Regions from separate parts of the Mus musculus genome. Here region 1 is linked to region 2. The links are chromatin contacts, found by Hi-C or POLR2A ChIA-PET in ENCODE. All regions are on one chromosome and are shown on one strand. The core of a region is the stretch at or near the end of the contact, and the rest is flanking DNA. Distances in the headings are between cores, read along the strand shown.

What was found. A loop is a pair of places that touch in the nucleus more often than their neighbours do. ChIA-PET counts read pairs that join two places held with the same protein, here RNA polymerase II (POLR2A).
Region 1: a map of T-helper 17 cell shows a loop between it and region 2 (7-fold over the local background). The contact joins the promoter of Sppl2a here to the promoter of Shf in region 2. A Hi-C loop is called at or near these places in 1 of 37 maps with a recorded cell type or tissue (T-helper 17 cell). POLR2A ChIA-PET finds 5 or more read pairs at or near these places in 1 of 5 experiments (Patski).

Annotation. Positions count from the first base shown.
Region 1 is chr2:126,929,637-126,934,836 of GRCm38, reverse strand. Sppl2a (signal peptide peptidase like 2A) reads left to right here and starts at 1,602. Exons shown (of 15, transcript NM_023220.2): 1 at 1,602-1,890. The coding sequence starts at 1,825.
Region 2 is chr2:122,367,088-122,372,889 of GRCm38, reverse strand. It overlaps Shf (Src homology 2 domain containing F), which reads left to right and starts at 3,743. Exons shown (of 7, transcript NM_001374011.1): 1 at 3,743-4,243. The coding sequence starts at 3,758.

The sequences.
Region 1 (5,200 bases), core at 353-2,852, 4.6 Mb before region 2:
AAGAAGCTCTTAAGAGTATAAATGTTCCCCTGAGACAACTTAGAAGGTCAGGAGTAAGATTTATTTGAGCTAAACTGAGGTAGCAGTATGAGGTCTCTGGAATGCTCATTCTCTGATTCTCGGATTCAATAGGTTTGGATGGTGATGCTGAAACTGCAGTCAGGAGCCGTGGTCCAGGCCAGCACTCTGAAACACTAAATAATGAAAGGTTTTTAAGCTTGGCTGTATATTAAATCTGGAAATGTTTTTAAAATCCAGATATATTGCTCTCATCAGATGAGCAAGTATCTAGGATCCCAGTGGAAAGGGGAGATTAGCTTAAACATCAGTGTCCTAGAAGGATTCTAAAAGTGGCTGAGAGTAAATGCAACAATGCTTGACAGGCAGTTTCTGTCTAGGGGGTTCTTACAGCTGGTAGGGTTACAAATAGATTGAAACTGGACCAGAGGGGGAAGCCAGGGGACAGACAACTACAGAAAAAACCCACGCAGAACTGTGGGAGAGCTTCCTTCAGGAATTCCCCCAGGAAGATGCCAATGAGGAAGTCTCAAGTTCCAAGCTGTGCAACTATTTCACCCTCTGCCTCTTCTCACTCTCCCCCTCTCCTAACTTCAGCCAAGGTCCAGTTCTGTAGTTCTGTAGTTCTGTAGTTGCCTCCCTTGGCTTTCAGACTAATGCTTCCTTCCTCTTTGCCTAGCTGAAATTAACTTGCACAGAAGGTAATAGTCAGTTATACTCAGCTAGGGCTGGTGTTTTTTTTTTTTTTTTTTTTTTTTTTTTCTCTTCCTGGTGCCCTATTTTTACCTCCCTTGGATCCTTGTGGAGTTCCTTGTGAAAGGTTGCTTTGTAACAGTGTTTGCTCACACATCTGTAGTCCTTGCTGTGTCCCTCCTTTAGGATAACAGGAACACTGTCCTATTCAGTGTTTGGTATTAAATAGTCATCCAACAAATATTTGACAACCTAGTATACACTGGATATTCTGTGTGTAAGGACACAGCAGTCAACAGAGCAAAGAGGGATCCTTCCATTAACTGGATAGCAGCATGGGAGATACATAGATGAGTATAAGAAAATGGGGGGAGGGACCCCCAAAACCTCAGGCATGGTGACTTATGCCTATGATACAGGAAGATCTCTGAGTTCTAGGCCATCATCTTCAAAGTGAGTTCAGTACTAGTCGAGGATGTTTCCAAAGAAAGCAAGAACAACAACAGCAATAAATAAATAAATAAATAAATAACAAAAAGAAAAAAAAAGCTATGAAGGTTACAAATAAATCATAGCATGAAAGTGAATTAAGGGGTACTTAAGATGAAGTGTACTAGGAAACCCTCTTTAGGGAGGAAGTGTTAAGTAAGTGATAAGGGAACACCAAGAGTGTATTCCCCAGAGACTGCCCGCCTGGAGGGTCTGTGGATCTTAACGGGTGGGAAAGTAGAGAAACCAAGGACAGAGAAAACAGGGTGAGGTGACGTAAACTTAGCAGCAGAGGAAGAGTTTTGATTTGTGCTGCCAAGTGTGGAGAGGAGCCTCGTCTGGGTTCCGTATTTACGAAGATCGCCCCGAGGCTACGTGGCAGAGGCCAGAAAGGAAACTGAAACCCGAAGCTCCAGTGGCTTGGAATGGGCGGCGGCCGCAGTTAGGGGGAACCGAACGAGAACCCAGGATTTACGCAGCTAAAACGGCTCTGCCAGGAGCTGACAGTACCCACAGAGTCCCGGCCTAGCGTTTCGCGGGAGGGACCGGAAGAGGAAGTCGGGGCTGCACCCTAGAGGTCCGGGTGCCGCCAGCGCAGCCTGAGCCTAGCTGCCCGCCCGTGGGATGGGGCTGCTGCACTCGCTGCACGCTCCCGCGGCTGCCCTGCTCTGGAGCTGCCTGCTCGGACTGGTGAGAGCCGCACTCCCCTCCCCTCCCCTCCGCTTTTCCCTCCCCTTCCTCCCGCTTCCTCCCCCTCCCCCTCCATCCCTTCCTTTCCCTCTAACCTCCTCCGGATTTCCCTCATCCCTCCTCCTTCCCTACCTCCCCCTTCCTCTCCTTCTACCCTGGCTTCCCATTCTCCCACTGCCCGGGCCCGGTTAACTGCCTTCGTCCTTGAGTCCCAGCATTCCTCACCCGCCCCCAGCCCCCGAAATCCAGCGAAATGCCCAACCCCTGGGAGAAACCCGCGGGCGGGGGTAGGAGTGGGTGGGGAGCTTCCTCCTCCTTGGTCCTGGAGCCCTCTCTATAATTTTTCACTGTGCTGGCATCTTTTCTTCTTAATTCAAAGAATTCACTTCTGTGCTTCTCTGTGTAGCCCAATCTTACTGCTGCCTTTTGCCTAGAAAAAGGCGGATGGAGGGGCCGGTGTGAACAGGGTTCCAGGTGTTAGCGTTCTGGCCTGCTCTTTTGTTGACTGCGCTCACATACATTTCTCTCTATAGCCATATGAATATCTATATACTTTCCTTTCACTCCCAGATAGTGCCTTCTATGTAAGGTACATGTGATTATACTATGGGATTTGTATTATGCTTTTGTTTTCATATAGGTATACTTTAAAATACCTTTAAAGGGGAAATGAGAGGTTTGAATAGTTTGACGTCTAAAAGGGTCAAAGTCTGGTTGAGAAAAAAATAACAAATATGCGCTCACATACCCATATTTGCTGAAATAATGTTTTAAAATTCGGGATCAAAGTAATTTGAGCTCCAATGTGTGACCAAGAAGCTAACTCTCAGTGTTTTAGATTTTGTTTCTGTTCACTTTCTTTTCTGACATTTGATGTTGGGAAATTTGTATCGGTATTGTTTGCACACTGTTGTGTAAACTGTGTATGTAGTTATTACTTAAAAACCATCACTTCTCTGAAAGACTGCTTTGTCACTCTGGGCTTGAAAAGGTCATGGAGAAGGTTTAAGCCCCAAACAGTTTTTTTTTTTTTTTTTTTTTTAAGGTAGCCTTTGGCGTTCTAGGAACTTTGCTGGACAGCATTCGGAGAGAACCCATTCAAAAAGTATTTTGAGGAGAGAATGACAGCACAGTAGCTTTACTTTGTATCTTTAAAGCAGGAACTGAATAACCAGACAAGTGTCATTTAGGTCCAAAGAAAACTCACAGGATATGTAAATGTCTCGGCCCTCTAGCTTAGCTGTCAAGCTTAACTCATTTCAGGGAACTTAAGATGATTAATACGAAATAATGTTTACGTACTTATACCATAGCTCCACTAATTTTTCTCAAGGTAAATCAATATTTAGCACAGTAATACATCTACTCTTGATAAACCCACATTTTTTGGGCACTCAGGAAGCTGAGGTCTGTGGATCTCTTGAGTTTGGAGCCGGTTTGGTCTACAGAGAGTTCCAGGACAGCCTACAGAGAGAAATCTTGTCTCAAGAAAACAAACCAAACCAAACAGAACATACAAAGTGTTAAGTCCACACTGTGGTTGCTATTAAAGAGCTCAGAAGATACCTGGGTAATGATGGATGTCATGGATACAAGGGTAATGACGGCTACCTATGTAGCATGCTATTTTTGTTGTTGTCTTAATTCTTTCTTCAGACTTTTTTTTTCTCTGTAGCCCTGGCTGTCCTGGAACTCACTCTGTAGACCAGGCTGACTTCAAACACACAGAGATCCCCCTGCCTCTGCCTCCTCTAAGAGCCGAGCTTAAAGGCTTGTGCCACCACTGACCTATTTAGCAAGCTTGTTTTAGGTATGGTCCCTGAAGTACTTGGCCTCCCCCAAACAGGGTCTGAAACTGGCTGCCCTTGAGCTCCCCAAGAATAACAGTGAGTCTGACTGTCTGACTGTAGCGTGGGGATTGTAGGCATGAACCACCGTGCTCAAATGGCTTCATAAATGGTAGGCGAGTGCTCGACTGAGCTAAATCCCTAGCCAGCTGAGGAATAAGAGTCTTGTTGTTGTTTGTTTGTTTTGTTTTTAAGGTTTGGAAAGTTGGTAATAGGTTCCCTTGGTTGCGACTTTAAACATGTCCCTTTTCTGAACAAACTATAAGATTTCCAAATATTTTTGTAGTGGCTTTGCTTTTGATTCTTAGCATAAATCTTAACTACAAATATCTATTAATACCTGTGTGAGATAATCTGAACAATGTGCTACCCGGACATTGCCTCTTTCAGTCCTTTAAACTCAGCTTCCCACAGGGTCAGAGTTTGGACAAAATGAAGACAAGTTCTTTACCAGAATGGTACAGCATGGTGCATTTAGCCTAATTCCAGATAGAGTCATCATTCCGTCTGCAAATTCATGAGCCTGCTTTTTTACTATCTGCATTGAGGGCAGCATCCCGCTATTCTGTTCTCTCCCCAGAATGGCCTTGATAAGCTCTTTTTATAGCATGGTAGGCTTTCTCTAGACTGCTCCTCCAAACCTCCAAACTTCTCCTACACACTAATGTCAAAGGCTTATGAACCATATCATCAGCTATAATCTGTCATAAGCAACAACCTACCTCTGCAGTACCATATTTCTCAGCATACTGTTAGTTGTGGCTGCTTGTGTTTTCACTGCTGACCCATTTCCCTGGATCTTGTGTTCTTTTTATTTTTTATTTTTTAAACTGGAAATATTTGGTTCCTTTTAAACAGCTATTGATGGTATAATACAACAATTCCAGGTGATACTAATTTAAACATTTACTAGTTCAGGGAAGGACAATCTCAGCACAACGTAAAGCCAAGTGTCACGTGACTCCGCTGCTTTCTCAAGAAAGGAGGGATGAAGGCATGGTCAGAATGGTGGTTGACAACTTGGACTCCTGTAGGTTGCTTATGGGTCATTTTGTAGATATACTGGCAGGCGAGATGTTGGAAGCAAACCTACTGTTCTTAGAAACAACAGTATGCTTAAAATAGGAAAAAGAAAAAGAAAAAAAGTCGTACATTTGAGCTCATATCTGAAAACAAAGAAAAATATCCACCAAATAGCACAACAGATTTTTTTAAATAATTATTTTCTAACATTAACATTGTTATTGTAGGGGGCTGGAGAGATGGCTCAGTGATTAAGAGCACTGACTGCTCTTCCGAAGGTCCTGAATTCAAATCCCGGCAACCACATGGTGGCTCACAACCATCCATAATGAGATCTGATGCCCTCTTCTGAGGTGTCTGAGGACAGCTACAGTGTACTTATATATAATAAATAAATAAATAAATAAATAAATAAATAAATCTTTTTTAAAAAAAGATTG
Region 2 (5,802 bases), core at 2,494-4,993:
GTGGTGTTTTGTTCTATTTTTAAATGTATATGGGTCTCTCACTTGCATGTATGTCTGTGCCCCATGTGCATGCCTGGTACCTGTCAAGGCCAGAAGAGGGTATGAGGTCCTCTGGAACTAGAGTCACAAAGAGTCAAAAGCTTCTGTGTGGGCACTGGGATCTGAACCCAGGGTCTCTGGAGAGTAGCTGGTGGCCTTAACTACGACACCATCTCTTCAGCCCCTGAAAATAGTAGTAGTAGTAGTAGTAGTAGTAGTAGTAGTAGTAGTAGTAGTTGTTGTTGTTGTTTTGTTTTAATAGGATCTCCCTGTGTAGCTTTGGCTGGTCTGAGGCTCATCCAGGCTGGCTTCAAACTCAGACATCTGCCTGCCTCTGCTTCTAGAATGTTGTGATCAAAGGTACGTGAGAGCTGTCACAGTCAGGTTGAGAAATGGTTTAATGTATCTATTTTACATGGATGTCTATGTGTGCCTGAGTATATGTGCACCATGTGTGTGCAGGAGCCCTCAGAGGCCAGAAGAGAATACCAGATCTCCTGGAACTGGAGTTTATAGGCAGCTGTGAGCTGCCATGTGCTTACTGAGAATTGAATCCAGGTCTTCTGTGAAAGCAACAGGTGTTCTTAGCTGCTGAGCCACCCCTCACCCCTGTGACTACTGTCTGCATACCATGCTGGGCTCCACCTCTATTCCTTTGCTTGGCTCTCTGATGCCTCCTGGATCGGAATGGCACTTTACTCTTCATTTCATCTACCCAAATCTCGAGGGAGTATAGAAAAACTGAGAAATATGACGGCATAGGAAAACAGAAGATTTTCCTCACTCCAGAGTCTGATTGAAGCTTCTAAAAGTTCCTACCACCGAGGCAATAACAGTCTAAGTTCAGTTCCGGGTAGAATTGTGGAAGGAGAGAAGCAACTCTAACCTAGACACACACACACACACACACTTTTTTTTTTATGTTAAAAAATTCCAACAGAAAAGCTGCTCTGCCTGCCTGCCTTTGTATGCTCCTGGTCATTCATAGACATTTTATGCTGAAGTAATAGCAGGCTTAAGTTCTGGATGCATATGGCCTTGGGTAGGCTCTCATTCAGGACCGCTAGCTTTGCTATAGTAGAGTTACCCTACATCCCTGTGTCCTAGTGAGCTACACTTTTACCTTATCAATTATAGCCTTATTGGGGACCCCTAAGGAAGCACCTTGTGGTCTCATTTGGGTCTCTTAGCAACTCTTTGAATGTCATAACTTCAAAACCCTCTAAAATCCTATATATGATTATTGTAAAAAAACAAAACAAAAAAAAAAAACGAAAAAACAGACAAAAACATAAAAAGCAGTGAGCACGACTCTCGAGGAGTCTTCCACAGCCTGGACCCACACTTGGAGACGTCCTGCTTCTTCAGCACTTTAAAGCCTACACTCACGCTTTTGGGTGTATCTTTTCTACTGGAAGCTTCTTTTTCTCTCAGCATTTATCTTTAAGCCTATATTAAAATAACTTTTAAAACTATTTATTTTTATGTGTGCAGGTATTTTTGCCTCTGTGTGTGTGTGCGTGTGTGTGTGCATACGTGTGCATGCACATATACACAAGATTCCACAGAAGCTAGAAGGTATAGGAGCTCCTGGAGCTGGACTTGCCTGCCGTGGGTGCTAGGACCAAAGTCAGTCCTCTGGAAGAGCATTTAAGTGCTCTTAAGTCATCTCTTCAGCTCCCACTTTTTTGGTTTCTGAGAGACACTCCCAAGATGAATTGGAATTCATTAAGGGACTCCTGCTATAGCCTCTGAGAGCTAGATTATAGGCATATCCACTGCATTTAGTGTTTTGTCTCCTGCCTCTGCCTTCAAAATGCTAGGATTGAAGTGGTGTACCACCAGGCTCAGCAATTGCAGGTTTGTTTTTGTTTTGTGAGACAAAAATTCAGGCAGCCCAGGCTGGCCTCAAACTCAACAAGACATTGTCCTTGAACTCCTGATCCTGTGGCTTCAACTTCCCAATTACTAGGATTATGGGTGTATATCATGTGTCAGTCACTGCTTTATTGCTATAAGGAGACATCAAGACCAAGGCAACTTATAGAAGGAAAGAATTCAATGTCGGACTTGCTTATAGTTTCAGAGGGTTAGTCCATTACCTTCATGGCAGAGAGCAGGGTGGCAGGCGGGCGGGCAGGCAGGCATGTTGCTGGAAAAATAAGTAGCTCAGAGCTTTACATCACGATCCACAAGCATCAAGTAGAGAGGAGGTGGGTGGAGACTAGGCCTGTAATGGGCTTTTGAAACCTCAAAGACCACCCTCGGTGACTCCAACAAAGCCACACTTCCTCCAACCAGGCTACACCTCTCAATCCTTAACAAACGTATGGGGACCATTCTCATTCAAACCACCACCACCACCACCATCACCACCACCAGAATCACTTTATATTTTTTAAGCAAATACCAGTAGTGTGGTGGCGCACACCTGCAACCTCAGAACTTGCCTTGGGAAAGCTTGAGCAACAGGATTGCCATGAGTCTGAGCGGAGGCCTGACTGCAAGGTGACTACAGAGCAAGGGCTGTGCTCAGATCGCTCATCACCCTTAATTTGCATGACAACAACCCCTATCACCCTTTCTAAGATAGGACAAGGGCGTGGTCTTGGCCCAGGAGTTGGCAGTCCATTGCCTTTCCCATCCCCTCCCATTGGGTGAGTGAGGAGACCTTCTCCTGTGGGTTAGCTACAATATCCTCAGGAACCTGTCATCTCTATGCTCACCGTTGCATCAGTAGTTAGTATTTTAAACTGTATATTCTGGAATGTAAACCTCTTAGTTTCTCTATTATACCCCATGAAGTGAGGGGAGAAGGAGGGGAGAGGGAGGGGAGGAGGGAGGGGGAGGAAGGGGGAGGAGGGAGAGGGAGAGATGCTGGCCTTCAGGGCTACAATACTTCTGGTGAACCTGCTTCCTTTCTAAGACAAAATTCCAGGCTCTTAGGCATCATCATCGGAGCCCTGAGAAGGTAAGGGGCTGGTGATTGACAACATTAGACCTGTTTCTCGCTTGATTTATTGATCTGTCTGTTTCTATTCTGTCACAGACAGATTGACAAACCCAGGGTGGAGCTTGAGGGATTTCCACAAGAAAGCAGGGCAGCTGTGAGGGCTGCGTGGGCCTGCTGGGGGCCGGTGTAAGCGTGGATGGGGATTGTTTGTGCGAGGGTTGTAAGCATTTGAAGCTGGCGGTTGGGTGTGGAAACATCGGAGCAATGGGTGTCTCTGGAGAACTGATTGCATGCCACGTGAGAAGTTTGCCTGGATAGAAAGGCAACCTAGGTTTGGGTGTGAGTTAAGGGATAGGAAGAGGTAGGCGGTACTCCCAAGGTGAGGGCAGTAATAGGCGCATCTGAAGAGCAGCGTCTTCGAAAATGTTTGGGTCTTTGGGTTTGGGGGAAAGGAATCAGGATGAGCAGGATGTGCCTGGGGACTCATCTTCCCGCGTCTGACACAAACTGGGAGGTGCAAAGAGCAGATGGGACTAGAGAGCGCCCCACAGGAGCACGGGTAACGACATGTGGAGGACTCACCCTCGGCGCAGTTGCTTCCCGCATCCCATCTACTCCTCTCAGAGTCCTCGGGTCCCCGTTAGGCAGCGGGCTCCTCCCCTCGTGTCACTGACGACGAGCCCCGCCCCTCCCGCCGGCGCAGCTCCGCCCCCTCTCGCCCCGCCCCCGCCGCCCGCGGTCTGCTCGCTCAGTTGGGAGGGCCCCATGCTACTGAGCGGAGCTCCTCCTACGGGCTCCGGCCCGGGGCCGAGGGCGCAGGGCAGCGCGGGGGGCGGCCCTGGGGGATCCCGCCGCGGGGCTGGGGGTGCGGGGACCGGCCCGGGAGGGGGCGGCAGCGGTGGAGTCGCAAAGTGGCTGCGGGAGCACCTGGGCTTTCGCGGGGGCGGCGGTGGAGGGGGCGCCAAACCCGCCCCCCCAGAGCCCGACTACCGCCCCCCAGCTCCCTGCCCGGCCGCGCCCCCTGCGCCGCCCCCGGACATCCTGGCCGCCTACCGGCTGCAGCGAGACCGCGACTTCGAGGACCCCTACTCCGGGGGCCCGTCCGCGTCCGCCGCCCTTTCCACCCCTGCGGTCCCTGGCCCCACTCCGCCCCCGCGCCACGGCTCACCCCCGCACCGCCTCATTCGGGTCGAGACCCCCGGCCCCCCAGCACCCCCTCCGGACTCCGGACCCCCTGCCAGCAGCGACAGGGTGAGTGCTGCGCCGGGCGTGGGTGTCCAGGAGGGGTGGTGGTCTGAGGTCTGGAGATTTAGGGAGGGACAAAGGTGGCTTGGCTGGGACTCAGCCTTTCGCAGTCAGTATTTCTAGTTGACATAAGCTTAGTCCCTGACACGGGGGCTCAAATTTTAACCCCTTTGTTAGCTTCTCCACCGACTAATCTGAGTCCCCAAACTCTGCCCTGTTTCCTGTTAGGGCCCGAGGACTAGGGACGACCTCCCTCAATGGCTCTGTCCTCAGCTTTGCAACCCGTCCAACCCTGATCCTGGAACCTTTTTTCTAACGGGCATGGAGAAGCACCCCTCCCTTCCCTTTGCCGGTTTATGGCCTTTGTGCCCTCTCCGGAGCAGCAGCTCCTCTGCCCTTTGATCTCTTGACTCTTCCCTCCACAAAGCTTTTCTCTCCCCCTCCTCTTCCCCTTCTCCTTCCTCCCACCTCCCACCCGGTCCTGGAGTCCAGGCATCTTTGCAGGTCTGAAGCCCAGAAAGGGGCTGAAAACTAAGATTCTTCCGTGAACACAGCGAGCGCTGGCCTTTGCCTTTCCCAGTGGGATTAGGGGGGGGGGGGGACTGTTGTACTCCGGATGCCAAGATGGGCAATGTCCAGCTCTTCCTGAAGAAATTCACCCCTGGGGTACAGGCGCACTCCTTCCAGTGTTCCCCCAAGTATGAGGACACTCGGTGGTCAGGACCTGTTGCCCAGTTAAGGCCGAGTGATGGGGTTCATTCATTATCTCCTCTCTCTAGGCTTTCCTCTTTCTCAGTCCATTCTGAGAGAGACTGGATCTGCAGGCCCTGGAGGAAGACTCCCAATAGTTTGTCTCTCAGGACATCTACCTTCCTTCTTAATTCCAGTTTTATCCTGTCCTGGATGATAAACAGCTGAAAGCCATCCTTAGTCTCCCTGAATGGGAGGTAGGAGCTACCCCAGCTCTGTTGCCTTCCTCATGTCTGAGAACTCATTCCTCCAGGGCTTGCTCATCTCTCCTCAGTAGAGATCTTTATCTGATTAGAGAGCAGTTAATGTCTGAATCCTCAGGTTTCAGAATTGGGCTTTTTCCGCCAAAAGATTGCTGTCCTGGTAGGCTTGCTGGATAAGAGGTGTGTTGGGGTCAGAACAAGAGCCCCAGATGTGTGAATCATTTCCCCCATGGTTCTTGCCATAGAGCATGGCTGACCATGCCGGCTCATCATGCTTAAGCTGAAGAGGGAGGTCCAAGGGCACTTCTCCCAGGCTGCCTGCAGTCTCCTTCCTAATTGCCCTGGTGTTATGGTGAGACGGTGGTATGGCCCTGTCCTCCCCGTGGACCAGTCTCCTCCTCCCTGGCCACTGGCTGTTGGCCCATGGTCTAAGCTGTCCTTGGCTATTTTCCTTCCTGTAGTGGCTTAGAATGACCTAACAGGCTGCCCACCACACTGTGGGCTCCTCCAGGAAAACATCCTTTTTTTTTTTTTTTTTTTTGGTCAGTTCTCTGTCTCCAAAGTGTCTGACCCAGTGTCCTGAAATGGTGCGTATCCATTAACAGGGTGGCT